Linked DNA regions of Homo sapiens: region 1 is linked to region 2. A link is an interaction called in ENCODE POLR2A ChIA-PET data of the cell type or tissue named here. Cell type or tissue: K562. All regions are shown on one strand. Each heading gives the region's core, and the rest is flanking DNA. Links, peaks and the distances in the headings are about the cores only. Region 1 overlaps LOC105372323 (a long non-coding RNA gene). Region 2 has its middle 70 kb from the start of ZNF100.

Evidence for each region. ChIA-PET counts read pairs that join two places held together with the same protein. Peaks named below come from ENCODE experiments on the same cell type or tissue, not always from the same donor. Only the 100,000 strongest peaks of a DNase experiment are listed, where the experiment ranks them.
Region 1: POLR2A ChIA-PET joins it to region 2 with 5 read pairs; 1 of 35 experiments calls an interaction of 5 or more read pairs at or near these places.

What each region holds. Positions count from the first base shown.
Region 1 is chr19:21,620,533-21,635,519 of GRCh38, reverse strand. It overlaps LOC105372323 (a long non-coding RNA gene), which reads right to left. Exons shown (of 4, transcript XR_001754056.2): 4 at 7,544-7,669. It also overlaps the pseudogene CPSF6P1. Among named protein-coding and RNA genes, the nearest start is that of ZNF429, 120 kb to the right of the region's middle. RefSeq lists an enhancer at 8,219-8,513. In K562, for the core only: no CTCF peak of the experiment used is centred there; a DNase peak (open chromatin) is centred at 8,358.
Region 2 is chr19:21,690,566-21,705,552 of GRCh38, reverse strand. No RefSeq gene overlaps it. Among named protein-coding and RNA genes, the nearest start is that of ZNF100, 70 kb to the left of the region's middle. RefSeq lists an enhancer at 6,226-6,726. In K562, for the core only: no CTCF peak of the experiment used is centred there; no DNase peak of the experiment used is centred there.

The DNA.
Region 1 (14,987 bases), core at 6,867-9,366, 69 kb after region 2:
GAAACAGCCAGATTGATTACAGGTTGGGATTTGCCTTATTTAATCATGATTTGAACACTTGATGTTCTTTTATTGGCAAAAACACAGAGGTTTGTACAATAATTGGTTGGTCTATTTATATACCCAGTTAGATTTCAGTTTACTATGTATAAAAAACCTAGTGACCAAAGTTAAACAGGAAAGGGGGCAGCTTTAGGCATAATTAATTTAACAATTTCTCCCTTTTGGTCAACTTCTCAATTTTGAGAGATAGACCAAAACTTTAGACATTGATATTACTCTGTCACCATCAAAAATGTACTTATTTGGTGGCGGCAGCAGCAGTGGCCGAGGCTGAGGGAAGATGGCAGACAGCGTGGACCACATAGACATTTACGAGATGTGGGTGAAGAGTTAAACCAGGAAGCTGAATATCGTGGGTATGGCCAGATAGATTTGTATGACTGTGTCATATCTCCATCTGCAAATAATGGAGATGCCACAGAAGACTGGGATTACATGGATACTCTCCCACCAACTGTTGGTGATGATATGGGTAAAGGAGTGGCACCTAATGTTGTCTATACACATACTGGAAAGAGAATTGCATTATATGTTGGAAATCTAACATGGTGGACAACAGATGAAGACTTAACTGAAGCAGTTCATTCTTTGGGAGTAAATGATATTTTGGAGATAATTTTTTTTTTCTGTTTTTGTTTTGTTTTTGTTTTTTTCTTTTTTTTTTTTTTTTTTTTTGCAGTTGCAAGATTTAATAGAGTGAAAACAGAGCTCCTATACAAAGGGAGAGGACCCAAAGAAGGTAGCAGTCACCAGCTCGAATGCCTGGGTTTATATCCTGACCATTGTCCCTCCCGCTGTGCTCTCAAGCAATAGATGATTGGCTATGTCTTTACCTCCTGTTTTTGCCTAATTAGCATTTTAGTGAGCTCTCTTTACTACCTGATTGGTCAGATGTGAGCTAAGTTGCAAGCCCTGTGTTTAAAGGTGGATGCGGTCACCTTCCCAGCTAGGCTTAGGGATTCTTAGTTGGCCTAGGAAATCCAGCTAGTTCTGTCTCTCAGTGCCCCCTCTCAACAGGAAAACCCAAGTGCTGTTGGGGAGATTGGCTGATGACCACTCTAACTGCTTCCTGCTGAATTGGGGTGTAGTAGGGGTCTTGCAGTTGAGATTTCCTTGAGAGGAGTGCCTTCGATGTCATCAACTTTGGACTGTATCTGGGGCTCCATTTGAAGAACCATTTGTAGCTTTACAGCTTCGATTCTGGAGGAGACAAACTTAACAAGGAGGTTAAAGATACAGAATCCAAAGAGGAGTAACAATATTATAGCTGCTAGAGGTCCTAAGAAGGGGAGAATCCAGGGCATCCATTGGCTGAGGAGGCCCCAGGTCCAGTGTTTTGAAGCTCCTCTGCTCTACATTATATTTGATCTCAAATTTCTTTAACTTTCTTGGTGACAATTCTGGATTGATTAACATAATAACAGCATTGTTCCCCTAAAAATAAACAAATTCCCCCTCTTTCGGTGGTTAGCAAGTCTAAAGCTCTTTGATTTTGAAGGACTACTGCTGCTAGGGAGTGAAGTTGATCTTGCACTAACCTCCACTGTCTGTTGGGTTTCTGTACTCCTAAAATTGGAGTATTGTAGGGGCTATTGCATGGTTGGGCTTTTAGGTCCTTAACAATCTTTTGGAGTTGTTGTTGGGCCTCGGGTTTAAGGGGGTACTGCCTTTGGTAGGGAAAAGAGGTGGAATCCTTTAGTTTAACTTGAACAGGATGGGCATTCTTTGTTCATCCATATTGTCCTTCTGTTGCCCAGACTTCAGGATTATTCCTTCCTCAAGTAGGGGACAACAAATGGGTGTTCCTTCTCCTATGTTCAGGTGTATAATTGCCCTTGCTTTTGCTAGAATGTCTCTCCCTAACAAGGGAGTGGGGCTTTTATGCATAATTAGAAAAGCATGTGAAAAGAGTAAATTTCCCCAGTCACAACTTAGTGGCTGGGAGAAGTTTCTAGTGACTGGCTGTCCTAGGACCCCTCTGATAGTGACAGATCTGGAGGACAGTTGTCCAGGACAGGAGAGTAAGACTGAGAAGGCTGTGCCAGTGTCCAGGAGACAGTTAACCTCCTGGCCCTCAATGGTCAAGCATACCTGGGGCTCTGTGAGGGTGATGGCATGGGCTGGCACTTGCCCCAGGAACACTCCGTCCTGCTGCTGGATCATCTGGTTAGTGGCTTCTGACTCAGAGGACCTTCATCCCTTGGGGCAGTTGGCCTTCCAGTGATTCCCTTGACATAAGGGGCATGGATGAGGGGTTGGCTTATTTCTACTTGGATAATCTTTTTTAGTGTCCTTGTAGACCTCACTGGAAGCAAGCCCTATTAGGCATTTGATTTGCCCAGGTTTTCTCTCTTCCAGAGCCTCCAAAGTCTGCTTGCTTGAGGGCCATGACTAAAGTGGTGGCCTTTTTTTTGTAATTCTGTTTGTCCCATTCTGTCTGCTCTCCTGATCTCTATTATAAAAAACTGAGGTTGCCAAGTTCAATAGGGTTTCTAAGTTTTGCTCGGGCCCAAGGTGGACTTTTGAAGTTTTTTTCTAATGTCTGCAGCTGACTGAGTGATAAACTTATCCTTTAAGATTAGTTGGCCTTCAATAGAGTCAGGTGACAGAGAGGGATGCTTTCTCCATGTCTCCCTTAATCTCTCCAGAAAGGCAGTAGGATTTTCTTCCTTTCCCTGTGTTATACTGGACATCATTGAATAATTCATAGGCTTTTTCCTAGTTTTTCTTAGTCCTTCTAGCATGCAAGTTAGCAAATGTCTGTGGCACCAATCTCCATGTTCTGATTCTATGTCCCAATGAGGGTCTGCACTGCGAACTGCCTGCTGGCCTGTGGGGAATCATTCTCTTTCCTCTGTTGTCATCCTATCATTGACCTGACTAAGATACCAGAGATCACCAAGCTCTCACGCTGCAGTAATGGTGGCACTTCTTTCATTTGTGGTTAGTGTCTGATATAGCAGTAACATTATATCTCTCCATGTCAGATGTTAGGCTTGTCCTAACCCTTGTAAAACATCAATATAGCCATCAGGGTTATCTGAGAATTTACCTAGGTCTATTTTAACTTGTTTTAAGTCTGAGAGAGAAAAAGGTATACACACACTGGCTGGGCCAAATTCTCCTCCTCCCACTGCTTGGAGTGGACATAATGGGGGAATATTGGCACTCTTTGACTCATTGTTTACCCCTTTGTATATCTCCTTTTGGACCATTAGGGTTGAAGGGGTGTCCTTATTAGTTGGGGAAGGAGTCGGGGGGACACTGGGGTAGGGAGATAGACTCTGAGGGCTTCCTGTAGGGCTTTTTACATAATTGTACTTTTTACATAATCACAAGTTGTCCCTTAATGAAAAGAAAGTTTGCACATATGGCACTTCACTCCATTTGCCTTCCTTTTTACAAAAGAGGTCTAGCTGTAAGATGGTGTTATAGTTTATACTTCCCTCAGGAGGCCAGGTTTTTTCCCCTTGAAGAGGATATCATGGTGAGGTTGTACTGCAGAAGAATATAAGTCATTTCTTTCTTAGTGTCTGAGGGTCAATTGGCCCCAATTCTCCAGAATATATCTTAGGGACATTTTTGCCTTGGGGGGAACATTTCCCATCTGAAAAAAGAACATAGGGATGCCAGCACCCCTGGTCATTTTCCAATAAGCATTAGTCATAGAGCGGCCTCTATGTTCTTAATGCTTATTCCTTTCCAGGGTGCATAACCACCCATAGGCCTCTGCTTATCAGATTAGTTATGTTCACTGATGTAGCAGTCCTGCACCTCTTTTCCCACCTCTCTTGACCACAAAGAAAGGGGTCCAGGCTGCTGGATTCTAGTGGTCCTTTACCAAATTGCCCAACATTGTTTTTGTGCTCAGGGGTGAGTACTAGACCTGGGCTGGGTTCCTAAGTATTTCATAACAACCCAGCTGCCCCATCAAGATGCATTCCCATAAACAACCGTTCTTATGCAAATTCATTTCAGAGAGGGTGTAGGTAGCCCTTTGAGTCAGGATTGAAATAGTCTTTTTTGATTCTGTAAGTACTTTAAGGCCTGGCTGAGTGCAAACAGCTCGTGCATTTGAGCAGACCAATTATTAGGCAATTTTTCCAACTCTGCTTCCACAGGAGCCTCCGTATCAATTACTGAATACCCTTTTTTATTTTTTTCTCAATCACCTGGGAGGAACCATCTATCATCCTCTCCTGAAGGGATTTCCTCTTAGGTCTGGTTGGACCTTTGTATAGTAATTAAGATTTAAATCCCCTGTGAGGAAATCTGCTGGGTTAAGGGAATTATCAGTGGTTAGTGTTAAATTACCTTTTTCTAACAGAATAACCCCGTATTTTAAGACTTTTTGAGTTAGTAAGCTACTTTTTTCTTGTTTGCCTTAAACTAATTCTGAACTGGTGAGGTGTGCTCACAATGAGTTTTCCTCTAAAAGTTACTTTTCTACTTTCTACTGCTACGAAAGCAGTTGCCACTATAGATTGAATGCACTTGGGCCATCAGTCGGTCTCTGGGTTAAGGATTTTTGATAAGAAGGCTACGGGTGGTCAGTGGTCTCAGTGTTTTCAGGCTACGCCCTTGTTTACAGTGACAACAGGGTAGTATTGGAGTGTTATAGGGTCATGGATAAGACCTTCATTTCTCAACTATAGGTTTTTAATTTACCCTGGCTTTTAAAGGAAGAGGGCACACTTTTTTTTTCTACTTCTATCTTTCTCTTTCTTTCTCTCTTTGACTCCCTCTTTGTCTCTCTGCCTCTCTTTCCTCTCTCCTCTCTGTCTGTCTCTCTTTCTCTGTCTGTTTCTCTCTCTGTCTCTCTCTCTCTCTCTGTGTGTGTGTCTCTCTCTCTCTGTCTCTCTTCTCTTAGCCATTTACAAAGTTGGGGCCCTTGCCAGGGTGGTAGGGAACAGGTCCCACATAACTGCCCATGTTGAAAGCTGTATACCTAAATCAGGAGGGGCACCAGGGACAAGACTCCCTGGGTTTATAGCCTAGATACCTAAGGATGCAGCATAGAGTTTCCTTAGATCCCTTTGGAGATACAACTTGCTAGAGGAAATGAAAATCTGAACCATTAGTACCTAGGAGGCAGAGATCAGAGGAAGTAGATTCAGAGGTAAGGAGAATTTTGGGGCTATATTTTCAAGAAAGTCATGCTCAGGACCCAGGAGTTATGGGTCAGAAGGAAAGGTGGGGGCACACACATGGGTGACTGTTGAGTAGAGACTTCTGGCTGTGCCATAATCTCAACTGGCTAATGCCAGGACTTCGGGATGACAGCTTTCTGCCTCTAGTTGGCCCTCAGCTTCCCCAAGAAAATTGAAAGTGGAAGCTGGTTCCAGGCAGGCCAACATTCCCAACCCAGAAGGGTTGGGGGTTGTTAGAAAGCCCTTCCCAGACAGCCTCACACCTGAGTCTTAAGTCCCTTGGCCACGCTAATTGTTTTTAACCAGCTGACAGGTGCCCAGTATTTTCCTCCAATTCTAAGGAAGGATAGGACAGAATAGCAAGCGGAAGTGGTCCAATGTTACTCACCACTTTGGAGGTCGCTTCATGGTCACCAAAATGTTGCCGGGGGGGGGGGGGTCCTTGCTCCCAGAGCTCCCAAGATGGTGGCAGGCCACTTCCAAAATGGCAGCAGGCCACTTCCAAGATGGTAGCAAGCCTTATGTTCTCTGACCTGGGGTTCTTGGCTTCACGGATTCCAAGGAATGGAATCTTGGGCCATGAGGTGAGTGTTATAGTTCTATTGGAAGCCATGGGTCATGGAAGAGAACCATGGAACCCAGTGACTACTGTTCAGCTTGATTAGAATGAACCCAGGAACTTAGCCATGCAGGAACAATGGCAAGCCTTTAGCCTGATTAGGAGCAGCAATGGGTGCCTTGCTGGATCAGGAGCACAGTGGACACCTTGCTGGATCTGGAGGGATGAAAGTCAGTGGCAGGTCTGCAATGGCGGCAAATAGCAGTGGTGGACAGCAATCAAAAGCTCAGCTCGAGCTGTAACAAACATAGACCAGAAGAGAGTGCAGTTGTAAGATTTAATAGAGTGAAAACAGAGCTCCCAGGCCAGGCTCAGTGGCTCACACCTGTAATCCCAGCACTTTGGGAGGCCAAAGCAGGTGGATCACCTGAGGTAGGGAGTTCGAGACCAGCCTGGCCAACATGGAGAAACCCTGTCTCTACTAAAAAATGCAAAATTAGTCAGACATGGTGGTGCATGCCTGTCATCCCAGCTACTCGGGAGGCTGAAGCAGGAGAATCCCTTGAACCCAGGAGGTGGAGGTTGCAGTGAGCCAAGATCATGCCATTGCACTCCAGCCTGGGCAAAAAGAGTGAAACTACATCTCAAAAAAGAAAGAAAGAAAGAAAGAAAGAAAGAAAGAAAGAAAGAAAGAAAGAAAGAAAGAAAGAAAGAAAACAGAGCTCCCATACAAAGGGAGGGGACACAAAGAGGGTAGCCCAAGATAATTTTTTTTTTTTTGAGACAGAGTCTTGCTCTGTCACCCAGAATGGAGTGCAGTGGTGTGATCTTGGCTCACTGCAAGCTCCACCTCCTGGGTTTATGCCATTCTCCTGCCTCAGCCTCCTGAGTAGCTGGGACTGCAGGGGCCCACCACTACACCTGGCTAATTTTTTTTGTATTTTTAGTAGAGATGGAGTTTCACCATGTTAGCCAGCATGGTCTCAATCTCCTGACCTCATGATCCACCTGCCTCAGCCTCCCAAAGTGCTGGGATTACAGGCGTGAGCCACCGTGCCCGGGCCTGCACTCCATTATTGACCACACTAGCTTTTAATTCTTTTAGTAATTTAAACTCTACAGGAGTGTGTTCATTTAAAAGATTTTGCGGATCATTCAGGTCAGGCCTTATGGTAATAGGAAAAGTGCAAGTTCCTAAAGGTTCCCTAGCCACAGCAGCAGTGCACAAAATTTTTTGTATGGGGGTTTCTACTTCTGTTATTGGAGGGTGTGGCAGCGGCCAATTCTCCTCTCCTGTTTCCTGCTTAGCAAGGGGCCAATTCTCCTCTCCTTTCTCCTGCTCATTGTTTTCAATAGGCCCAGTTGGAGGAACAAATAATTTTTTTAAATCTTGAGACTCAGAACCTGGCTCCTGTTGTGTGACAGAATAAGAAGGAGACAACAGCTGTAGGACCGTGTGAACAAAACCCCAAGAGGAAAAAACAGAAGGGTCTACTTTGGGACCTTTTTGATGAGCCCATTTCAATTTGTCTCCTACTCTGTCCCAATTTTCCACATTGAGAGTGCCTGCCTGCAGAAACCATGGGTTATGTGTAATAACCTCCTGCAGAAGCTTAGTTAATGTCTGTGAATTAACTTGAGCTCCAGACTGTGTTCAATAAAACTTTAAACAACTGCACATAATGTTTTTCTTCAACAGACAAATTCTACCCCATGTTACCCTGATTCAGAGACTTCCCATCCTCAGTACTTCTTTAGAGCACTGGCCTTATATTCCCTGCTGACAGACTCGTCCTGGGGTCCCGGTTCATCTGGTAAATTTCACTTCCTCTGCTCTAGCAGACCTTCTTCGTCACGTCCTTGAAGTCCCTGTTGTTGGTGCCACTTGTCATGGAGCCTGGAAAATGGAACAGAGGACGAACACGGGAATAAAGAAAAAGACACTAGAGTATGTTTTCAAGAAGGGGTCAGGGGGCTCCTTGCTTCTAGGGAGCAAGGCCCCTGAGCTTCTAGAGCCCTTTGTATTTATTAAGTAAAGGAAATAGGGAGAAAGGGGTGGTTGTCAATCAGCTGCTTGATTTAGTGCAGGCCTGCACGAATGCTTTCTTTGAACAGTAGACTCCAGATGTTCCAGTAGACAACTGCAAGGAGCACAGTGCCAGGGAGTGACTGCCCTCAGCATATCTTCTGGTGGCAGGCACAGATGTGAGTTTGCCCACATCCTGCATTCATGATAAACAGTTTGCTCTTTAATCGTATAGCCTCCAGTGGGATGCTGAGTTGGTCACAACCGTCAGGCTTTTGGCTCCTAACAAGAACAGTTTGCTGTTTGCTCATATAGCCTCCAGTGGTATACTGAGTTGGTCACAACCCTCATTCCTTTGGCCTCCAACAGTAGCAGGCAAAGTGAGAGAATAAAAAAGGTTAATACCCTACAAGAGTTGCAATGTACAACAGAAAGCATAGCAAGGAACAAATTATCTGGAGTGAATGTGTCTGTGTCTGGACCAGGATTCACTCAGCCTCCTAAGTTATCTTCTTCAGCATAATGTCCGGGGTCTGTGTTGTCCTAGGAAGCCACATCGTCCAGGGCTGTTAGGTCCTGCAGTGTCATTTCCTTCATTTCTGATACCGAGTTGGGTCCTAGCCAAGCCATGGTAAGGTCTGATGCCTCGTGCTGGAATCCAAAGAGGACCTGAGGGGGTGTGAACACGAGCATACCCTCTTCCCCATGTTAGCAAATCATCTGGACCACACCATACATTACTATTTACATCTTTCCATAAAACTGAAGGTTTTATATCTTGAGTGATTTTTGCAAGGTGCTTGTCTATAGCTGATTGAAATTTATCATCTAAATTTAAGAAACTCAGGGTAAATAAGGCTTGTGCCAAAAGTGTTGCAGGGTCCTTACTCATATTTCCCCTTTTTTGTTTTCTGAGCATATTTAAGGGCAGAGTGGACACTTTTTATTATAGCCTGTCCTTGGGGGTTATATGGGATGTCTTGGAATGTAGGATGTTCCATGTGTGACAAAATTGGTGAAACTGTGAGCTGGCATAAGCCGGACCATTATCAGTTTTAATTTTTTGGGGGCCACCTCATAAATGCAAAAGTTAAGAGAAGATGTTTAATGACATATTGGATGGACTCTCCAGGAAGAACATGAGCGCTAATTAGGTGGGAATAGGTATCAATGGATACATGTACATATCTTAGTTTTCCAAATTCAGGGACATGTGTAACATCTGTTTGCCATGCTGATTAGGTTCTAGTCCTCTAAGGTTAACATCTGTTGAAGGAGGGGATGTGCCTGTGAGCTGGCAATCTGGGCATTGCAGGATAATTTGTTTATCTAGTCTTTGGGTAAATTGAAATTGTTTAGTTAAGTTTCTCCAGTTTTGGTGGAAAAATTGGTGTGATTGGGTGGCTTGGTCAAGCAAGTGACGTCATAACCTGCAGGTCTGCTTGATTGCTGTCATGAACTAGTGGGCTGGGCAGCAAGCTTTGGGCCCAAATGTGTGTGATAAAAACAGGATGTGTTTGTTAATGTAGCAATTTCTTAAGTCAAAGAAAAAGGGCACACAGAGTGGGCTCAAGAGTTGACTTAATGAGGACTGTTTCAAGGTTTTGCAATAAATAAATGGAGTAAGCAGAGTCATTAACAATATTGATGGGCTGAGTGGAAAAGGTTTCCAGGACCAATACTAGGGCTCCAACTTTAGCTGAGTACTAGTAAATCTAGATCGAGTGAGGAAGTTATGCGGTTCCCACCAGATAGCTGCTTTTCCATTTTTACCAGAGCCATCAGTGAAAACTGTTAAAGCACATTAGGTATGGGGGAGTGAACTACCTTTGTAGGCATAATTACAGGAGTATAAGAGCTAGAGTAGTTCATCAGCGGGAAGGGTACTTTCTATATGGCCCACATAATCAGAGAGTGCTATTTAAAGAACTAGAGATAAGGTCGGGTGCGGTGGCTCATGCCTGTAATCCCAACACTTTGGGAGGCCAAGGCAGGCAGATCACGAGGTCAGGAGATTGAGACCATCCTGGCTAACACAGTGAAAGCCCATCTCTACTAAAAATACAAAAAAAATTAGCCGGGTGTGATGGTGGTCCCCTGTAGTCCTAGGTACTCAGGGAGGCTGAGGCAGGAGAATGGCGTGAACCCAGGAGGCAGAGCTTGCAGCTTTCAGTGAGCTGAGATCGCACCACTGCACTCCAGCCTAGGTGATAGAGCAAGACTGTGTCTCAAAAAAAAGAAAAAATCTAGAGATAAGGGCAGGACTCCTTCGAATTGTTTTTTACTTAAGGGTATTCTTATGACATCAGAGTCATAACCTTGCAATCGATTGCATCATCTGTGGCCTGTATAAATGACTTTACCAATTAGCTGGATATAGGGGGACAGTGTTTTAGTCCCAGTGTGTGAGCAAAAACCCATTCTAGGAAGCACAGCCCTGGGGCCATCTGTCCTATTAATCCTGTTGGGGAATGTTTTGTAGGAGAAACAAACAACTGGACTGAATATTGTGGGTCTATGCAATCTAGTTTCCTATGAGAAATAGCTTGCTCTATTTCCTCAATTACCCTATTTGCAGTGGAGGTTAAATACCTGGGGGTGTCCAGGGTTTCATTGCCCTTTAGGATAGAAAACAGGTTCTGCAACTTATCAGTAGTTATGTCCAAGGTGGGGTGAAGCCAGGTAATATTGCCTAGTAATTTTTGATAATCATTTAAGGTATATAAGTTGCTAGTATTTAACATTTTGAGGTCTTACTGACCGGGAAGTTAGTATGTATCTAAGATATTTCCAAGGGGAGGACATCTGTACCTTTTCAGGTGCTATGATTAAACCTCTTAACTGTGTATTCCTTTTGACAGGGGCATATAAACTCAAAAGTATTGGCTCCATTGGGGCCACCAGTAAGATGTCATCCAGATGATATTGCAATTAGGAAATTCTTTTCTACTGGGAAGCAAAGCCTGATTTACATGATACTGACACACGGTAGGACTGTTTAGCATTCCTTGAGGAAGTACTTTCCAATGAATTGGAGGAGCTGGCCTTTCATTATTTATAGCTGGTATTGTAAATGCAAATTTTTCTCTTTCCTGTTCTGCAAGGGAAATAATATAAAAGCAGTCTTTTAAGTCAATAATGAATATAGGCCAATCTTGAGGAATCACCGTGGGGAAAGGGAGCCCCTGTTGAAGGGGCCCCACAGGTTACAAATTAGCATTGATAGCACATAAGTCATGCACAAGTTTCCATTTACCAGACTTTTTGGGAATGACGAAAATAGGTGAATTCCAAGGGCTGTCTGATGGTTCTAAATGGCCAGCTTTTAATGGCTCCTCAACTAATTTATGGGCTCATTGTAATTTCTCTCCCTTCAAAGGCCACTGTTCTACCTAAATTGGATCTTGAGAGAGCCACGTCAGGGGTAGGGGAGGAATAACAACAGTGGCCATTATTAGAAAGAGGTCTGCAGAGTAACCCCCCATTGGGCTAATAGGTCCCATCCACAAATATTAACTGGGATGGGCATGATTTGAGGTTGTATAACTGCTTTCCTTCTCTCTGAATCATGACATATTAAGGGGTGTGTGCTCTGCTTGGCTGTGTGCACTTCCCTGATGATGACAATTTTTTGTTTCTGAGTGACCCAAGGCCAAGTTTCTGGCCAGTTTTCATCACTGATGATCAAAATGTTCACCCTGTGTCCAATAGGCCAGTAAAATTTTTATTTTCAATTTTTAAGGTAATCATGAGTCTCTGATCAGTGATTGATTGGTTCCAATATACTCCTGTGGCTTCCGTGTTTCCAAAACCTCCTTGTCCCCTTTCCTTTCCCTGGGCATTGGGAACCCAGTATGGTAAGAGTAGTAACTGAGCTATTTTAGATTTAGGGGGAAGAATATGTAGACCTTTACATTAAATCATAATTAATATCTCATCTTGGTAATCACTATCAATTACCCCAGTGAGCACATTGACTCCTTTACTGGATAGGTTTCATCGCACTAGGACCAGTCCCACTGTTCCCAGAGGCAGTGGACCCCAGATCCCTGTTGCAACCCTTTAGGGTGTTCTCCTTCTTTTAGCACTAATTTGTCAGGGCAGAGTAAGTCCAGTCCTGCGCTCCCCAAGGTGGCTGCTCTGAAAGAGAGGACTGTGGGCTTTCCATCTAACCGAGGAAAGCCACTGGCATTGCCCCAGTGTGGAATGGGGCCTGGGGCCAGCCCCTCATGAAATGTCCCACCTGATTGCTTAGGGGGTTGACATTTTTATCAAATTTGGACTTGCATTGATTTGCCCAGTGTTTCCCCTTTTTACATCGGGGGCATGTAGAAGGGTTTTTTTTTTTTTTTTCCTGAGTTACTTTGGTCTTTACTATTGGGGCATTCCCACTTCACATGACCTGGCTCTCCGCATAGAAAACAATTTGGGTTTTTCTCCCTTTTCACTTTAGGAGGCTTTAATACAATAGCCTGCATTGCCTGCTGGCAGTCTACATTAGCATTTTCATAAGCCAATTGCAACAATAAGATTTCAGCAGCCTGGGCGTGACTAATTTGTCTCTTAATTGCCTGTGTTAACCGACTGATAACAAATGGCTCCTTAGGCCCTTGTTGAACATTCACAAAAGATCCCTGTTGAACTCCATCTTCAGGAATTCAGTCCCAAGCCCTGCGAGCACACAAAGACACTTGTGCATAGGCCTGGGGAACAAAATTAATTGTTCTTGTACATTGACATAGGGACCCCTCCCCTGGAGCATAGCGGCCGTTATGTTTTGCCCAGCCAACTGATTCTGGTTGGCTTGTTGTTAGTACAACTCATCATATTCTGCCTTCCAGAGGAGATATTGACTGGCTTCTAAAGTTGTTTTAGCTAGTAGTGGCCAGTCTCATGGGGTCATATGGAAGTTGGCTGCTGTGGCATCTTTATAGGTGTTAAAAGTAATGGGTTCATGTACCCAATTGCCTTGTTGATCTTGCATCACCGGGCATGCCAAGAGCTCCCCTTCTAATGCTGCTTGCCTAAGACAGGGTCCCATAACTGTAGTGTATCCCTTGTCTTTTTTCCAATTTACTGGGGGAGGGGGCACAGGGAAAATCTCTGTCTCCTCTGTGGCACCTTTACCTGGTAACAGCAGGGCTGGGGGAGGAGGAGGAGGTGGTAAGGTAGATGATGGTTCTTCCTCCCTTCCCTTTTTAGGCACTTCTGTGTAGAGCGGGGCCAAAGCAGCCATAACAAAGCCCCCTAACATTAAAGATGTTACTGGGACCTGTTGCCCTTGCGCATGATGTCATCTAAGTTTTCTCCCCACTTGTTCCCAGAGCTCTAGGTCTAGTGTGCCTTCCTCTGGGAACCATGGGTTATGAAAAACAACACTTTGCATTAGGTCCCTTAATTGGGCTTCCAAAACTGAGGCTCCACTAGCTTGAAGCAGCTGTTTCAATACTTTTATATGCTGTTGCTGTTGAGCTGATAACTGTTGTCCCATGATGAAACCCTAGCTTGAAAATCCCCTCAAACTTGGAAATCCTGAATGGGCACTGATTACTTACTGCACAGTCTCTTCACCTTTGTTTTTGAGGGTTCCATTGCAGCTTTGTTCACATGGGGCACCAGCTGCCAGGTCTGTCCCATAGACCCTGGCCAATTGATGAATGAAAGGAGTACTCAGACACAGGTATGCAGTGTAAGAGCAGCTAGAGGACTGGCCAGCACTTGTGGTCAAAGACGAGAGCAGCCCCGAACAGCTGGAGCTGCTTGCTTTTATTCAGTACAGACATAATACGGAAAGCCTGGAGCAAACACAATCTGCAGGTAATTAACATTATTGTTCCCCCTTTCAGAGAGCAGTCAAGAGCACGGATGATCAAAGGTCAGCTTCTGGACAACACGAGCAAACAAGCCTATTTAAGATAAATTCCCCTACATTCCCTTGTACCTACTCCTCACCCTCTGCCTCAGGGTAAGAGAACGGCTGCCATCAGCTTATTCTCCCACAAAGTTTTGCAGAGCCTTCTGACCTTTCAAAAGGCCTGCTCCTTTCCCTATAATTTCTCCCCCCATTTTGACTAATCCCCCACAATCTGTCATTTAATTATTTCTATAAAAAATATTTAAGGCCAGGTGGCATGGCTCACACCTGTAATCCCAGCATGTTGGGAGGCCAAGGCAGGTGGATTACCTGAGGTCAGGAGTTCGAGACCAGCCTGAGCAACATGGATAAACCTCATCTCTACTGAAAATACAAAATTAGCCAGGCGTGGTGATGCCTGCCTGTAATCCCAGCTACTCAGGAGGCGGAAGCAGGAGAATCACTTGAACCCAGGAGGTTCAGGTTGCGGTGAGCCAAGATTGTGCCATTGCACTCCAGCCTGGGCAGCAAGAGCAAAACTCCGTCTCAAAAAAAAAAAAAGTTAATATGTACAAACCATGATTAATCAATAGGACAGCCCCCAGACATAGTTTGTGGTTTGGGGGCTATAGGGAAAAGAAAGAGAGATCAGACTGTTACTGTGTCTATGTAGAAAGGGAAGACATAAGGGACTCCATTTTGAAAAAGACCTGTACTTTGAATAATTGCTTTGCTGAGATGTTGTTAATTTGTAGCTTTGCCCCAGCCACTTTGCCCCAGCCACTTTGACCCAACCTGGAGCTCACAAAAACATGTGTTGTATGAAATCAAGGTTTAAGGGATCTAGGACTATGCAGGAAGTGCCTTGTTAACAAAATGTTTACAAGCAGTATACTTGGTAAAAGTCATCACTATTCTCTAGTCTCAATAAACCAGGGGCACAATGCACTGCAGAAAGCCGCAGGGACCTCTGCTCTTGAAAGTGGGGTATTGTCCAAGGTTTCTCCCTATGTGATAGTCTGAAATATGGCCTCATGGGATGAGAAAGACCTGACCATCCCCCAGTCTGACCCCCGTAAAGAGTCTGTGCTGAGGTGGATTAGTAAAAGAGGAAAGCCTCTTGCAGTTGAGATAAAGGAAGGCCACTGTCTCCTGCCTGCCCCGGGGAACTGAATGTCTCAGTATAAAACCCGATTGTACATTTGTTCTATTCTGGGATAGGAGAAAAACCGCCCTATGGTGGGAAGCAAGACATGTTTACAGCAATGCTGCTTTGTTATTCTTTACTCCGCTGAGATGTTTGGGTGGAGAGAAACATAAATCTGGCCTACGTGC
Region 2 (14,987 bases), core at 7,583-10,082:
TAAATGGCACTCCTGGTCAACCAAACCCCTGGGCCCTATGTAAATCAATCACTGCCTCCACAAGCCTCTCTACAAAATCAATCGTGTTCTACCCCAAACCCAGAAACTCTTCTGGGTGACCTGCTTTCTCAGCATGAGGAAGCTTTCTCTCTTCTTTTTTGTCTATTAAACTTTCTGCTCCTAAACCCACTCCTCCTGTGTGTTTATGTCATACATTTTCCTGGCATTAGACAATGGACCCCAGGTATTTACCCCAGACAGTGCAGCCATTTCATCTGGGAGCTTGTCCAGGATCAGAACAAAATACAGAATCATCGGAGTGGTGAGTATGGAGTGACCATCAAATCTGACCTTTAATCTCAAGGCTCTCAACCTCCATTTTAAAATACTTCAGGCTGGGCACAGTGGCTCACGCCTGTAATCCCAGCACTTTGGGAGGCTGAGGTGGGAAGATCACCTGAGGTCAGGAGTTTGAGACCAGCCTGGCCAACGTAGTAAAACACTGTCTCTACTAAAAATACAAAAAATTAGCTGGTGTTGTGGCAGGCACCTGTAATCCCAGCTACTCGGGAGGCTGAGGCAGGAGAATCGCTTGAATCCAGGTGGCGGAGGTTGTGGTGAGCCAAGATTGCACCATTGCACTCCAGCCTGGGCAACAAGATCGAAACTCCATCTCAAATTAAAAAAAAAAAAAAAAAAAGAATGATACAGCAAAGGCTGGAACTAAGGAGATTCCATTTATGAGAGTCTTACATAATTATTTATAAGGAGGTGGAAAGAGATGTTACTAGTAACCATGTTCTGGGTGGTTCTCTTCGTACACACACTCAGTACCTGTACATGTTTCTTTATATGTCACATATCTCATTAGCATCTTAAATCTCCACACACGTGAGTGTTTTTTACTATTACAATGAGTAAAAGGTCAGTTAGAGGACAGGTAAAATCAAACTGTGCTCTCTACAGGGGAATTTCCCTGCTGGAGAGAGCTTTTCTTGAATGAGCTGAAATCCAATGTAAATGTTGGTGCTTATTGTGTTGGCAGTCTGCAGTTGTCATGCAATCACCATGGTTGCCGCATCCCCAGGACATAGCCACTTTCTTGATTACCTAGCCCGCCTCAATAGTACTTGATTTATTCCCCAACTATCAACTCTAAGGCTCAGATTTAGCTGTTATGTCAACATTGTCAACAGTGGCAAAATTAAAATTTTTAAATCAAACATATTTGAGCTTCATTTGGGTCACTAGCTGTGTATCCAAGATAAATCATTTTACATTTCTGGAGCCTCAATATTCATTATTAATAAAAATTATTTCCCCCAAGGCTATTTTAGTTCATGCATGGTAGCTATAATACATGAAAGTCTTGTCTAAATATTATATTAAATACTTAGGAGAAAGAAAATCATATTTCAAAGATATAAGTGAGTTGGTATATTTTGTCATATTTAGTGTATTTTTTCTTTTTTAAAAATGCCAAAATAAGAATTTTATTATTTTTTCTGGAATAACAGAATGTTTCTAAGTTATGACTTTGCTGATTTTTACATATGGTTTTCTGCTACTGTTGAATGTAGGTTAAATTTCAAACCCACTGTTTTTTAGCTTGTGTGGTTTTTGGGGTCATTTTGGGGAACAAAATATATTAGACATTGACTGTTTGGGGAAACTTGGTTTCATTCCTGCCCTCTTTCTTTTATTACATCTAGGGCTTCAAAAATGACTAGGATTCTAATAAGGTTGATTTGAAATCAAGCAACAGAAATTCCCAGAAAAGTCTCAGGGAAATAGCTACTGGATAGTGTCTTTTTGTGAGATTTATACATGAAACAGAGTTCAATAAAATTTATAAAATTATTGCAAGTTTTTGGGCCAGGTGTGGTGGCTCACCCCGGTAATCCCAGCCCTTTGGGAGCCCGAGGTGGGTGGATCACCTGAGGTCAGGAGTTCGAGACCGGCCTGGCCAACGTGGTGAAACTCTGTCGCTACTAAAAATGCAAAAAATAGCTGGGCATGGTGGCAGGCACCTGTAATCCCAGGTATTTGGAGGGCTGAGGCAGGAGACTTGCTTGAACCTGGGATACAGAGGTTGCAGTGAGCCGAGATTGTGCCACCACACTCCAGCCTGGGTGACAGAGCGAGACTCTATCTCAAAAAAAAAAATTGCAAGTTTTTTAAATTTAGAAACTAATTGCCTTCAACATATTAGTGCCTTGTCTTAGTTTGTCTACAGCAACCCTACCTTGGGGAAGCTAAAATTACAGAAAAGGATATTGCTACTGTAATAAGTTTTGGAACAAATACTTATGTGCTTATGAACATTCCTCCTTAATAATCCTTAGATACATGTCATTCTGGCTCAATCCTTTTGGCAGGACTGTTTGTAATTCCAGAGACTTTTTCTCACCAAAGAGAAGCCATGGAGTTTTCAACTTTTTTTTTTTTTTTTTTTTTTGAGATGGAGTCTCACTCTGTCACCAGGCTGGAATGCAGTGGTGTGATCTCGGCTCACTGCAACCTTCACCTCCCGGGTTCAAGCCATTCTCGTGCCTCAGCCTCCTGAGTAGCTGGGATTAGAGGTGTGCGCCACCATGCCCAGCTAATTTTTGTATTTTTAGTAGAGACGGGGTTTCACCACGTTGGCCAGGATGGTCTTGATCTCTTGACCTTGTGATCCGCTTGCCTAGGCCTCCCAAAGTGCTGGGATTACAGGCATGAGCCACCATGCCCAGCCTCAGCTTTTTATGTTTATGTTTACTAGTGAGCTTCATAGTTGACATCATTATATTGGGGTCCCCCAGGAACCTCTGAGCCTTAGAGCTGACCATCCTACCTCATCCTTCTTGCTTCTCATGCTCTGTTGTTGACTCCCTCTCACTTCATGTTTGAGCCTTCATGAAACTTCAGTTTGGAGAAACCAGAGACACGGGTTGCCATATATCTTGAGAATCAGGATCCTCTTGAGGATAAAGACTTTACATTTATCATTCATGTTACAAAACAGTATTTTTAAGATGTGAACATGTTTCAGTGAAATTAAATAAAATGATTTTATCAGTATGCCAATGTGATCAAAATAACTGTATCAAGTTCACCAAATGTTTTGCTTTAGACTCTCCCAAAACAAAGATCAATATGTATGCACTGGTAGATGTTAGTTTTTTTGGTGTAGCTTTTTGTTTGCATTTTTAAAGATTTTTTTTCTACTCTATGCTGATGTTAAGCTACACAAAGCTTACCAAAAACTTAATTTTATCACATTTTTCAAGTGAAAGGTTAAATACTTTTTTTTTTTTTTTTTTTTTGAGGCAGAATCTCACTCTGTAACTCAGGCTAGAATGCGGTGCTTCAATCTCAGTTCACTGCAATCTCTGTCTCCTGAGTTCAAGCTATTCTCTTGCCTCAGCCTCCTGAGTAGCTGGGATTACAGGTGCTTCCCACCATGCTTGATTTTTGTATTTTTAGTAGTGATGGGTTTTACCATGTTGGCCAGGCTGGCCTTGAACTCCAGACCTAAAGTGATCCACATGACTCAGCCTCCCAAGTGCTGGGATTACAGGCATGAGTCCCCATGCCCAACCTAAATACTTACATATTGAAATTGACATTCTAGATTATTCTTTTCCACATTATATCGTCTGTAATTATTAGTACTGCATTGCAGTTTTTTCTTGCACAAGCTTATAAAAATATATCCAGTTGATTTCTTAGATAAGAGAAGAATCTGTTTTTTCAGACAGTAGCATGAGAATTCTTGACATACTATCTTTAGAGATACTGAAAGCAACTGGATAAATTTGCTGAAATTTGTCTTTGTTCATAAGCCCACTAGAGGCTAAGTCATAGCAACACACGTTGCCATAGTTCAATTCAAATTTTTTTGTCTAAAATCTTGTTGAGCCACATCCATCTATGTATGTAACACTAACTTGGTGACAGCTTCTTTATACTAAACCAGAACTCATTTTACCTGGTGGTTTTGTTTTAAATGTATGAGCTGTGCTATATGATATTCCAATAACTAATCAAAATGTAATTCAGAGACTATGGAGAAAAAGTCACATAGGCACACTAAAAATGAGTTGGAATCTGGCAGCTGACACTGATTAACAGGTTGAGCAGATTAGACTAGACCTAAATCCCTGTAAACAATATTAAAAGAAAGAATTTTTATTAATAACATCCTTGACAATGTAATAGGCCTATGAGATTTGAAAAGAAATTGATTAGTTTACCCATCATCAATCCATATTAAACTATCAAATTTTGAACACACCATAAAAAATAAAATTAGTAAACTATTCTTAGAGTTAATCTGATTAAAACAAGACTTCTGGGTATTTGAAAACACCAAATTATTGATGAAAAATACCCATTTTGAACAAATTCTTGATCATATATTATACATCATACATATATGATAATGTATGATTGCATATATGATATGTATGTATGATGTATGATATATATGATCAATAATTTGTTCAAAATGGACATTTTCATCAATAATTTGGTGTTTTCAAATACCCAGAATATATATATATTTTTTAAATACCCAGAATATATATATATATTACTACTAAGTAAAACCTAATACTAATAGCTTTGATTTATAAAATATTTGTGAATTTCTATCCTGTAGTGAAAAATCAAGAAATTATTTAAATCTGCTATCTAAATTTTGATTATAATATTTGGTATTTTAATTAAGTGCATGTATTCATATACTATGGCAAACCACCTATTTCTTTACTATCCTGCCATTTTATAAAATAAACCTGAATTTGTGGAGATATTTGTAAAAAAAAAATTATTTCTAAAAAAAGTTTTGATTTAGACATCAAAATAGATATTAATGTCACATTATAAACATAGTTTGCTGAACCCTACAGTAATCTGTAGTTTGTGTACAACAGTCTTAGATTACCTAAAACAAAAAGTCTCTTTCTTATGTTTAACATGCAAAAGTCCAAAATATATCCAGACAGATGGAAACTGTGACTGCCATCTTAAGATACAAATGTTTCAGCACGATAACACTGTTCTGTGTATGTACAGATGGAAAAACCAAACTTTGAAGTTTTCAAATCATAAACAGGAGTGTAATTTGTGATTCTAAACCTTAAATATAGGAAACAAACACATACAGTTTACTCTTCTTAATTTAAAATATACTGTTCTTTGAACAATTCAAGTAATGTTAGACTATCAAAAATTTCATAAGCCATACAAGTGTCAACTGCATTTTCAAAATTATAAGAACTTAAGAGTAAACTAAACTGATACAGTTCAGTTTAAAAAGTAAACTACTTTTTATTTGCCTTTGTGATAAGAATCACCTGTATTTATTTTGGAACAAACAAGAAATTATATGGTGGTAACTTGCTGGGTGCTGACTGTGATGGTATTTACTTTCCTAGGGATAGGAAGATCCAGTGGACCAGAATCATAAGCACCTTGCCATGTTCATTGCTGTTCTTTTTTTCTGTGACTAAGATTCATTTCCCAGACTCTGAAATGGCTGCATTGTCTGGGGTAAATACCTGGGGTTTGTTGTCTCACACGAGGAAAATTTAGAACACGAACACACACGAGGATTGATTTTGGGGTGGAAAGTTTAATAGACAACACGCCTGTAATCCCAGCACTTTGGGAGGCCGAGGCAGGTGGATCACGAGGTCAGGAGATCGAGACTATCCTGGCTAACACGGTGAAACCCCGTCTCTACTAAAAATACAAAAAATTAGCCGGGCGTGGTGACGGGCGTCTGTAGTCCCAGCTACTCGGGAGGCTGAGGCAGGAGAATGGCGTGAACCCGGGAGGCAGAGCTGGCAGTGGGCCGAGATGGCGCCACTGCACTCCAGCCTGGGCGACAGAGTGAGACTCCGTCTCAAAAAAAAAAAAAAAAAAAAAAAAAGAAAGTTTAATAGGCAAAAATAACAGAGAGAGAGAAAGCTCCTCATGCTGAGAAACAGGGTCACCTAAAAAATTTCCTGGTTGCGGGTAGAACACAATTGATTTTGTAGAGAAGCTTGAGGAGTCAGTGATTGATTTACATAGGGCACAGGAGATTGGTTGACCAGGTGTGCCATTTACATAACCCATGCAAAGGCTGGCCCTCCCACCCTAGTCTTTTATTATGCAAATGTAGCTTCTACCTGTCACCATGATACCTGCTCACGTGGCTTTACCTGGCTGGTGCCATGACACCCACACAAGTGGTGTCAAAGAAAAAAGAGGAGGAATTCACCTCTGTTGAAATGTACTTGCCTTTTAATACAGCCGCCTGCATTTACAAATGAAAGTCTCCAGCCTGCTTATCAGCTTGCAGCTTGACTTTTCAGGCTGTTTTCTGTTAGAAAAGAATTGGCTTTGGGGCTGCTTTTTATTAAAGAAAAATTCTAGTGAGAGAACTCTTTTACCCTCTCTAAATGCCTAAAATAATTTCTTAATAACTCCTATATTATTCTCCCCTCAGGAGACGTATTCCTAACTGCTGTTAGGGGGTGTCAGATGACGAATCTTTCAAGATACTTCCTGCTGAAAAGGGCCATCATGTTGGGGAACAGCAGTTAGGGCTCCTCCTGAGGTTGATCTAAGAGTTCTTGAAAAAAAATGGTGTGTCCAGGCCAGGTGCAGTGGCTTATGCCTGTAATCCCAGCACTTTGGGAGGCCGAGGCAGGTGAATCACCTGAGGTCAGGAATTCAAGACCAGCCTGGCCAACATGGTGAAACCGCATCTCTAATAAAAACACAAAAATTATCCAGACTTGGTGTTGCGTGCCTGTAATCCCATCTACTAGGGAGGCTGAGGCAGGAGAATTGCTTCAACCTGGGAGGCGGAGGTTGCAGTGAGCCGATATCTCACCACTGCACTCCAGCTTGGGTGACAGAGCGAGACTTCGTCTTAAATCAAACAAACAAACAATAAAAAAAAAGAATGGTGTGTCCTCGTGTGGCTCTGTTTGCAGCACCTAGGCAAAAAAGAGATAATTTTTACCAGAAGGTTTTGAAGACAGGATTAGAATATTCATATTAAGATGACCGCTGCTAGTGGGGTAATACAACCTTATGGTATAATAGCAGAGTTCTACACCTGTTAGTTGTCCCAATGGATTGTAATACTGGTTTGCCTCCACTAGATGTTGCTGTACATTACCAGAAACGTTAATATAAAAGTAACATTTTCTTTGAGAAAAACATACATTTTCCCCTTGACTTGCCATTAGGGAATACTTTTAGGTTTAGGCCATTTTTATAACTTTCAATATGATTGGGAGAAATACATCATCCGGTGGCTAAAGTAACTTTAGTGTTAATCTTGGCAATGCCTTTCCTTTAATTATTCAACTCTTTATTTCCACAGACCATCTTATAACAAACTTTCTGACTTGTCCTAAACATCCATTCTTTAAACAACCAGTCATCTCCTTTTAGAACAAGAATTTAACATACAAGATTCTTCCTTATATAAAATCTTTCTTTATAACTGTCTTTCTGTAGCTTACAGTGCACCATATTACCAATTTTTTTTTTTTTTGAGACAAAGTCTTGCTCTTGTCCCCCAGGCTGAAGTACAATGGCATGATCTCTTGATACCCTACCTTGTTTTAACCTGATTATCTCTCTTAGCTGAGAGAGCCGGACAGACTCCATTTTATTTCCTTCACTTACAGCCCCTTTACCTCCCTCCCTTAAGGGCATAACTAGTGCAAGCTGACTCCAAGCACGTCCAGGAATGCACTTACTGATAAGATATTGAGGCAAGCTGAACCAGCAGCTCCTGGGGACGCACCTAAAACCCCTGCATTTACCTCTTTGTGATAGTTTAAACCCCTGCACCTGGAACTGTTTATTTTTCTGTAACTGCTTCTGTAACCAATTAATTTTTTTAACTTTCTGCCTGTTCTACTTCTGTAAAAATTGCTTTAGCTAAACTCCGCCTCCCCTATTTAGACCACGATATAAAAAAAATCTAGCCCCTTCTTCGGGGCCGAGAGAATTTTGAGCACTAGCTGTCTCTCGGTCACCGGCAATAAAAGGACTCCTGAAATTAGTCTCAGAGTGTGGCGTTTCTCTACAACTCGCTCGGTTACAACATTTGGAAGCCCCAGCAAGATAATTGCCACCTGGTGAGTGCCGGACTCGCTCCAGGCTCTCCTGGCTGGACAGCGGGCTTATAGGGGAGGCACCTCCTGAAGCTGTTCCAGAGACCCGTAGGCCACTGTCTTCCGGAGGGGAACGGATCGACTGCCGGTGTGTGCCCTCCAAAATCAACTCCTGAGTCCTGCATTTCTGGTCCTGGGAAGGTAAGTCAGATCTGACTCTGTTTCTCTGGGAGGGAAGCGGCCCTGACGAGGGCGTCCTTCTGACTCTGCCCATATTCCAGGATGCTGGAGGACGGAGTCCTGGTTTCTGTCAGCCTTCTCTGTTAAGACTAGCCTCTCTCTCTCTCTCTCTCTCTCTCTCTCTCTCTCTCTCTCTCTGTCTTTCTCTCTGTCTTTCTCTCTCTCTCTTTTTATCTCTTCTCCTTCTCTCATTCAGGTTTCTAGGAGACCTCTGTTTTAGAATGGGAATAAAGAATTGTGATAAACTCTGTGTAAGTGTGTGTGTGAATGTGGGGTTCAAGGGCTTGTCCTTGAATTTCCAGTTTGCAGCTCCACGGTGAAAGCTACGGAGTTGGAGTGGGCCCTCACCTGTGGTTCCGTGGCGACCTCATAAGGCTTAAGGCAGCATCGGGCATAGCTTGATCTGAGCCGGTGGGTTTATACCGGTCTGCCAATGCCAAGAGGAGCCTAAGTCCCCTCCGGCGGAGCAGCCAGGTGGGCATCTGGCTGATCCCATCACGGGACCCCCTCCCCTTGTCTGTCTATAAAAATTGTCATAATTGTTTGTATACCCCGGTGTCTCTTGTCCTGTCTGGTGTCTGTCTAAGTTTCACATGTCAGGTCATCGATATTTCCGAAGATGACTGGGCAAGAACTTCTTTAAAGTCCTGAATGCAGATTTTCTAACACAGGAGGTCAAATTTCTCATCAGTCATTTGGGCTGGTCTTCCCAGTCCTGCCTTTTCTGTCAGAAACAAATCAGGTGTTGTTACGGGGAGGCGTGTGGGGAACATTTGCCCGTTTGGGATTTCTGGCACCATAAAGATTGCTAGCATTTGGATTGCCACACCCCATGCCCCAGTGACTGGACCACCTCTGCCTTAGACCAGTGGTGGATTCAAAATAGCCACCCTGCAGTCCTCCTTGCTCACCTTTTCTGTCATCCCATAACTTTTCCCATGCCCTTAGATAAGGCACTGTGCAGAGAAACCTGTGCCCATACTGCTTTACTCCACCTGGATTCTTATTCTATCCCTCTGGCTACTCTCCTACCTTAGAAAAGATCAGAGTGGCCCCTTTCCTCCTCATCCCCATCCCTTACCCCACCCATCTTGTTTTCCTGTGTCACAGCAAGTCCAACGTCCAATGACTCTACTCTCCCTCCTAAAATCCTTAAAAGAAAGGGCCAACTTTAAACTTTTTGCCTTTGAGTCGTGGAGATACCAAAGATATTTGGGCTATAAGTCAGAAAGGAGGGGAGGATCACATAGGTCCCACTGGCCTCAGACCCACCTCTTGTCCTCCCCCTAGATCTCAAAGCTTAAAGAAACAGAACTTATGTGACAAGAAGTGTTGGCTATAGTTGTTTTCCTACTTCTTCTGGTTATAATACTTCTGTTCTTCCTATACTACAGCCCCCCAGATTGTGAATTTCTCTGTCCATGCTGAGTTTAATATTTCGCCTAGACCTTGTTAATTGCCTCCAGAATGGGGAACTCTTCTTCCTGGCCCCATAAAGATTGGAGCCCTTCCAATATACGTTACAAAATTCCTCTCTGGGCTTCTCAGAGGATTATGGAGTCTGCCTTAAGAAAGCAAACTCTGGACACTTTATGAAGTGGAATGGCCACAGTTTGGAACCAGGTGGCCCCTAGAAGGGTCACTGAATCTCACAACTGTGCAGACTGTGTGGCAGGTCATTGCTGGAACTCCCGGACACCCCAATCAGTTTCCTTACATTGATCAATGGCTAGATTTGGTCCAGAGCCCTCCTCCATGGCTCTGCTCATGCACCATTCATGATCCCACCTCCCAGGTCCTTTTGAGCCCGACTGCACTTTTGCCCCAACCCTCAGCTCCCTCGGCTCCTCCTGTACTGCCTCCTTCTAAAGAAGAGGAAAGTTTTCCTCACCCATGTTTGCCACCCTACAACCCTCCTGCTCTCCCAGAATCTTCCCATGTCTCCTTGACTACATGCTCTGTGGCTTCTCCACCTATAGCCACCCAATTACGGCCTCAGCCAGAGGAGGTGGCCCCTCTCCTCCTGCTGAGAGAGGCCCAAATCCCTCCAGGCAGTGAGCGCTCTGCTCCATTTTTAGTTTATGTCCCCTTCTCTACTTCTGACCTGTACAATTGAAAGGTTCATAATCCCCCCTACTCTGAAAAGCCCCAGGTCTTGACCTCACTGATGGAATCCATGCTCCGGACTCACTGGCCCACCTGGGATGCCTGTCAGGAACTCCTTTTAACACTTTTCACCTCTGAAGAGAGGGACTGTATCTGAAGGGAGGCTAGGAAGTATTTCCTTACATCAGCCGGTAGACCAGAGGGGGAAGCCCAAGACCTCCTAGTGGAGGTTTTTCCCTCTACCCGGCCCAGTTGGGATCCAAACTCCTCATGGGGAAAGACAGCTTTGGATGATTTTCACTGGTATCTCCTTGTGGGTATCAAAGGAGCAACTCAAAAACCCATAAATTTATCTAAGACAACTGAAGTTTTCTAGGGGCCTGATGAGTCACTGGGAGCATTTTTGGAACACCTCCAGGAGGCCTATTGGACTTACACCCCTTTTGAGCCAGCGGCTCCTAAGAATAGCCGTGCTATTAATTTGGCATTTGTGGCTCAGGAGGCCCCTGATATTAAAAAGAAATTACAAAAATTAAAGGGATTTGCTGGAATGAATATCATTCAGCTTTTAGAAATAGCACAGAAAGTTTTTGACAATCAAGAGTTTGAAAAACAAAAAGAGGCATCTCAGGCAGCTGAAAAGGCTGCTGACAAAGCATCAAAAAGACAGGCAAAAATCTTAGTGGCTGCCATCCAAGAAGCCAGGAGGGAAGGGCCCCCAGCACAGAGCGCTGGCCAGGAGATCTCGGGTCCCTGCCAAAAAGGCCAAAAAGGTGAGCAGGCTCCTGTACTAAAAAACCAATGTGCTTATTGCAAGCAGATTTGACACTGGAAGAAGGAACGCCCATTAAAACCAGAAGAAAAACCAGAGAATAAAAAGGTCCTCATCCTCCCTGCTGTGGAGGAATATGCTGATTGATGGGGCTGGGTCTCCCTCTCCCTTGGCCCCCGGGAACCCATGGTGTCCGCCACAGTGGGGGGCCGGCCTGTACGTTTCCTAATTGACACCAGGGCAGAACACTCAGTACTGCAAATGCCCTTGGGCAGTGTCTCTAATAAAAAGGTGGCTGTGCAAGGGGATACTGGAGCTATTCAGGAATATCCTGTCACCCACTCATGAGAGGTGAGTTTGGGACAGAAAAGAGCAACCCACTCATTTCTCATAGTCCGAGAGTGCCCCTTTCCCCTCCTTGGATGAGACCTACTTCATAAGCTGAAGGCGTCTATCTCCTTCTTGGCCCAACAAGCTCACCTTGCTTTAGGGGACACAATGCCCACTGCTGTTCAGCTCCTGCTAACCACCCCTCCATCAAAAAAAATCTCTTAGTTTCACCCTCACAAGCACTGGATAATAAAATTAATCCTCTCCTACTGGATTTACAGACTCTCTTTCCTTGAGTCTGGGCTGAGTCAAACCCCCAGGACTGGCAAAGCACTATCTGCCAGTAGTTGTACAACTCCTGGCCACTGCCTTGCTAGTCCAGGTAAAACAATATCCTATGAGTCAGCAGGCTAGAGGGGAAATCTATCCCCATATTCAGCAACTGTTACAAGCTGGTATATTCACACCATGTGAGTCTGCCTGGAATACTCCATCTTTGCCAGTCCAGAAACCCAGAACAAATGATTACCAGCCTGTACAGGACTTGAGAGAGGTTAACAAGTGGACAGTTACCATCCATCCAACTGTCCGTAACTCTTATACTTTACTCAGACTGCTCCCACCAGAACATACAGTATACACTGTCACTGACTTAAAGGATGCCTTCTTGGCTATTCCTCTGGCCCCCAAAAAGCCAACCTATCTTTGCTTTTGAATGGACAGATCCTGGCTCAGGAAACACCACCCAATTAACCTGGACCCAGTTACCCCAGGGTTTTAAAAATTCCCCCACACTTTTTGGAGAAGCTCTCCAACAAGATCTCATACCGTTCTGAGCCAGTCACCCTAACTGTACTCTTCTCCAGTACATGGATGATCTTTTATTAGCTACTGAAATTACTGACAGCTGCCTGCAACATACTAGGGACCTGCTTGGCCTTCTGCAGGAACTCGGGTACCAGGTCTCACCAAGAAGGCCCAGCTTTGTCTTCCCAGAGTTTCCTACCTAGGGTAAAAGATAAACAAAGGAAAAACGGCACTCACCAGTGCTCAAAAGGAAGCCATCCTGCGAATCCCCACTCCCACCACCAAGAGACAGGTATGTGAATTCCTGGGGACCATGGGATAATGTCATTTATGCATACTGGGGTTCACAGAAATCGCTAAGCCCCTGTACACTGCTACCGGAGGGAATGGCCCACTAGTTTGGACTGACAAAGAAGAACAGGCTTTTCAAAATCTAAAAAAGACATTAACTGAGGCCCCTGCTCTTGCCCTCCCAAATATCTCAAAACCATTTCACCTTTTTGTTCATGAGAGCCAGGGAGTTGCTAAAGGTGTACTTACTCAGACTTTGGGACCATGGTGACCCCCAGTGGCCTATTTGTCTAAAAAGCTAGACCCTGTGGTCTCCAGGTGGCCACGTTGTCTGCGAGCCACAGCAGCAAAAACAAGCCTGGTCCAGGAGGCTGATAAACTGACTCTAGGCCAGAATTTAACCCTTACAGCTCCTCATGCCATAGAAACTTTGCTATGAAGTGCTTCTGGCAAATGGATGTCAAATGCTCGCATCCTGCAGTATCAGAGTTTACTGTTAGATCAGCCTTGTTTAGCTTTCTCTCCCACAAGGTGTTTAAATCCAGCTACCTTGCTCCCTGATCCAGACCTTACCACACCTGTCCATGACTGCCAAGAACTGTTAGAGACTATGGAAACTGGCCGACCTGATCTCTGAGATGTGCCCCCAAAGGAGTTGGATGCCACCGTGGTTACAGATGGCAGTAGCTTCCTTGAACAGGGAGTATGAAAGGCTGGTGCAGCCATTCCAACAGAGACAGATATACTGTGGGCCTAGGCACGGCCGGCAGGTACCTCAGCACAGAAGGCTGAATTGGTCGCCCTCACTCAGGCTCTCTGATGGGGTAAGGACAAATGTATTAACATTTACACTGACAGCAGGTATACTTTTGCTACTGTACATGTACATGGAGTCATCTATCAAGAGTGAGGGCTACTCACCACAGCAGGAAAGACTATTAAAAACAAAGAAGAAATTTTGGCCCTGCTTGAAGCTGTTTGGCTTCCTCAGCAGATGGCTGTAATTCACTGCAAAGGACATCAAAGACAGAGCACAGCCGTTGCCTGTGGTAACCAAAGAGCAGACTCTGCAGCTCAAGAGGCAGCTCTGCTCCCAGTCACCCCTTTAACCCTGCTGTCCACAGTGTCCTTTCCACAAACTGACTTGCCAGACCAACCAGAATACTCCCCAGTGGAAGAAAAACTAGCTTCAGATCTTCAGGCCAGTAAAAATCAGGAAGGTTGGTGGATTCTTCCTGATTCCAGAATCTTTATGCCCCCAAGCCTTTGGGGAAACTTTAATCAATCATCTGCATTCTACCACCTGTTTGGGAAGAATAAAACTGGCCCAGCTTCTAAAGAGCCATTTCAAGATCCCCCACCTTCAGGACTTAACTAACCAAGCAGCTCTCTGGTGTATGGCTTGTGCTCAGGTAAATGCCAGATGAGGTCCCAAGCCTAGCCCAGGCCACGGCCTCCAGGGAAGCTCACCAGGAGAAAAGTAGAAAATTGACTTTACAGAAATAAAACCACACCGGACAGGGTATAAATACCTCCTGGTGCTAGTAGACATTTTTTCTGGATGGACTGAGGCATTTGCCACAGAAATGAAACTGCCACCATGGTAGTTAGGCTTTTACTCAATAGAATCATCCCTCGACATGGGCTGCCTGTTGCCATGGGGTCTGATAATGGACCAGCCTTCACCTCGTCCATAGCTTATCGGTCAGCAAGCCATTAAACATTCAATGGAAACTCCATTTCGCCTATCGACCCCAGAGCTCTGGACAGGTAGAATGCATAAACCACACCCTAAAAAACACTCTTACTAAATTAATCCTAGAGACAGGTGAAAATTGGGTAAGGCTCCTTCTTTTAGCCCTTCTTAGAGTAAGATGCACCCCTTACCGGGCTGGGTTTTCACCTTTTGAAATCATGTATAAAAGGGGTGCACTAGCTTGCCTAAGCTAAGAGATAACCATTTAGCAGAAATCTCACAAGCTAATTTGTTACAGTACTTGCAGTCTCTCCAACAGGTATGAGACATCATCCAGCCACTTTTCTGGTGAGCACATTCCAATCCGGTTCCTGCCAGACTGGACCCTGCCACTCTTTCCAACCGGGTTACTTGGTGTATGTTAAAAAGTTCCAGAAAGAAGGACTCACTCCTGCCTGGAAGGGACCTCATACTGTCATTCTCACCACGCCAACGGCTCTAAAGGTGGATGGTATCCATGCTTGGATTCATCACTCTGACATCAAGAAAGCCAACAAAGCCCAGCAGGAAACATGGGTCCCCAAGCCTGGGCCAGTCCCCTTAAAACTGCACCTAAGTTGAGTAAAGCCATCAA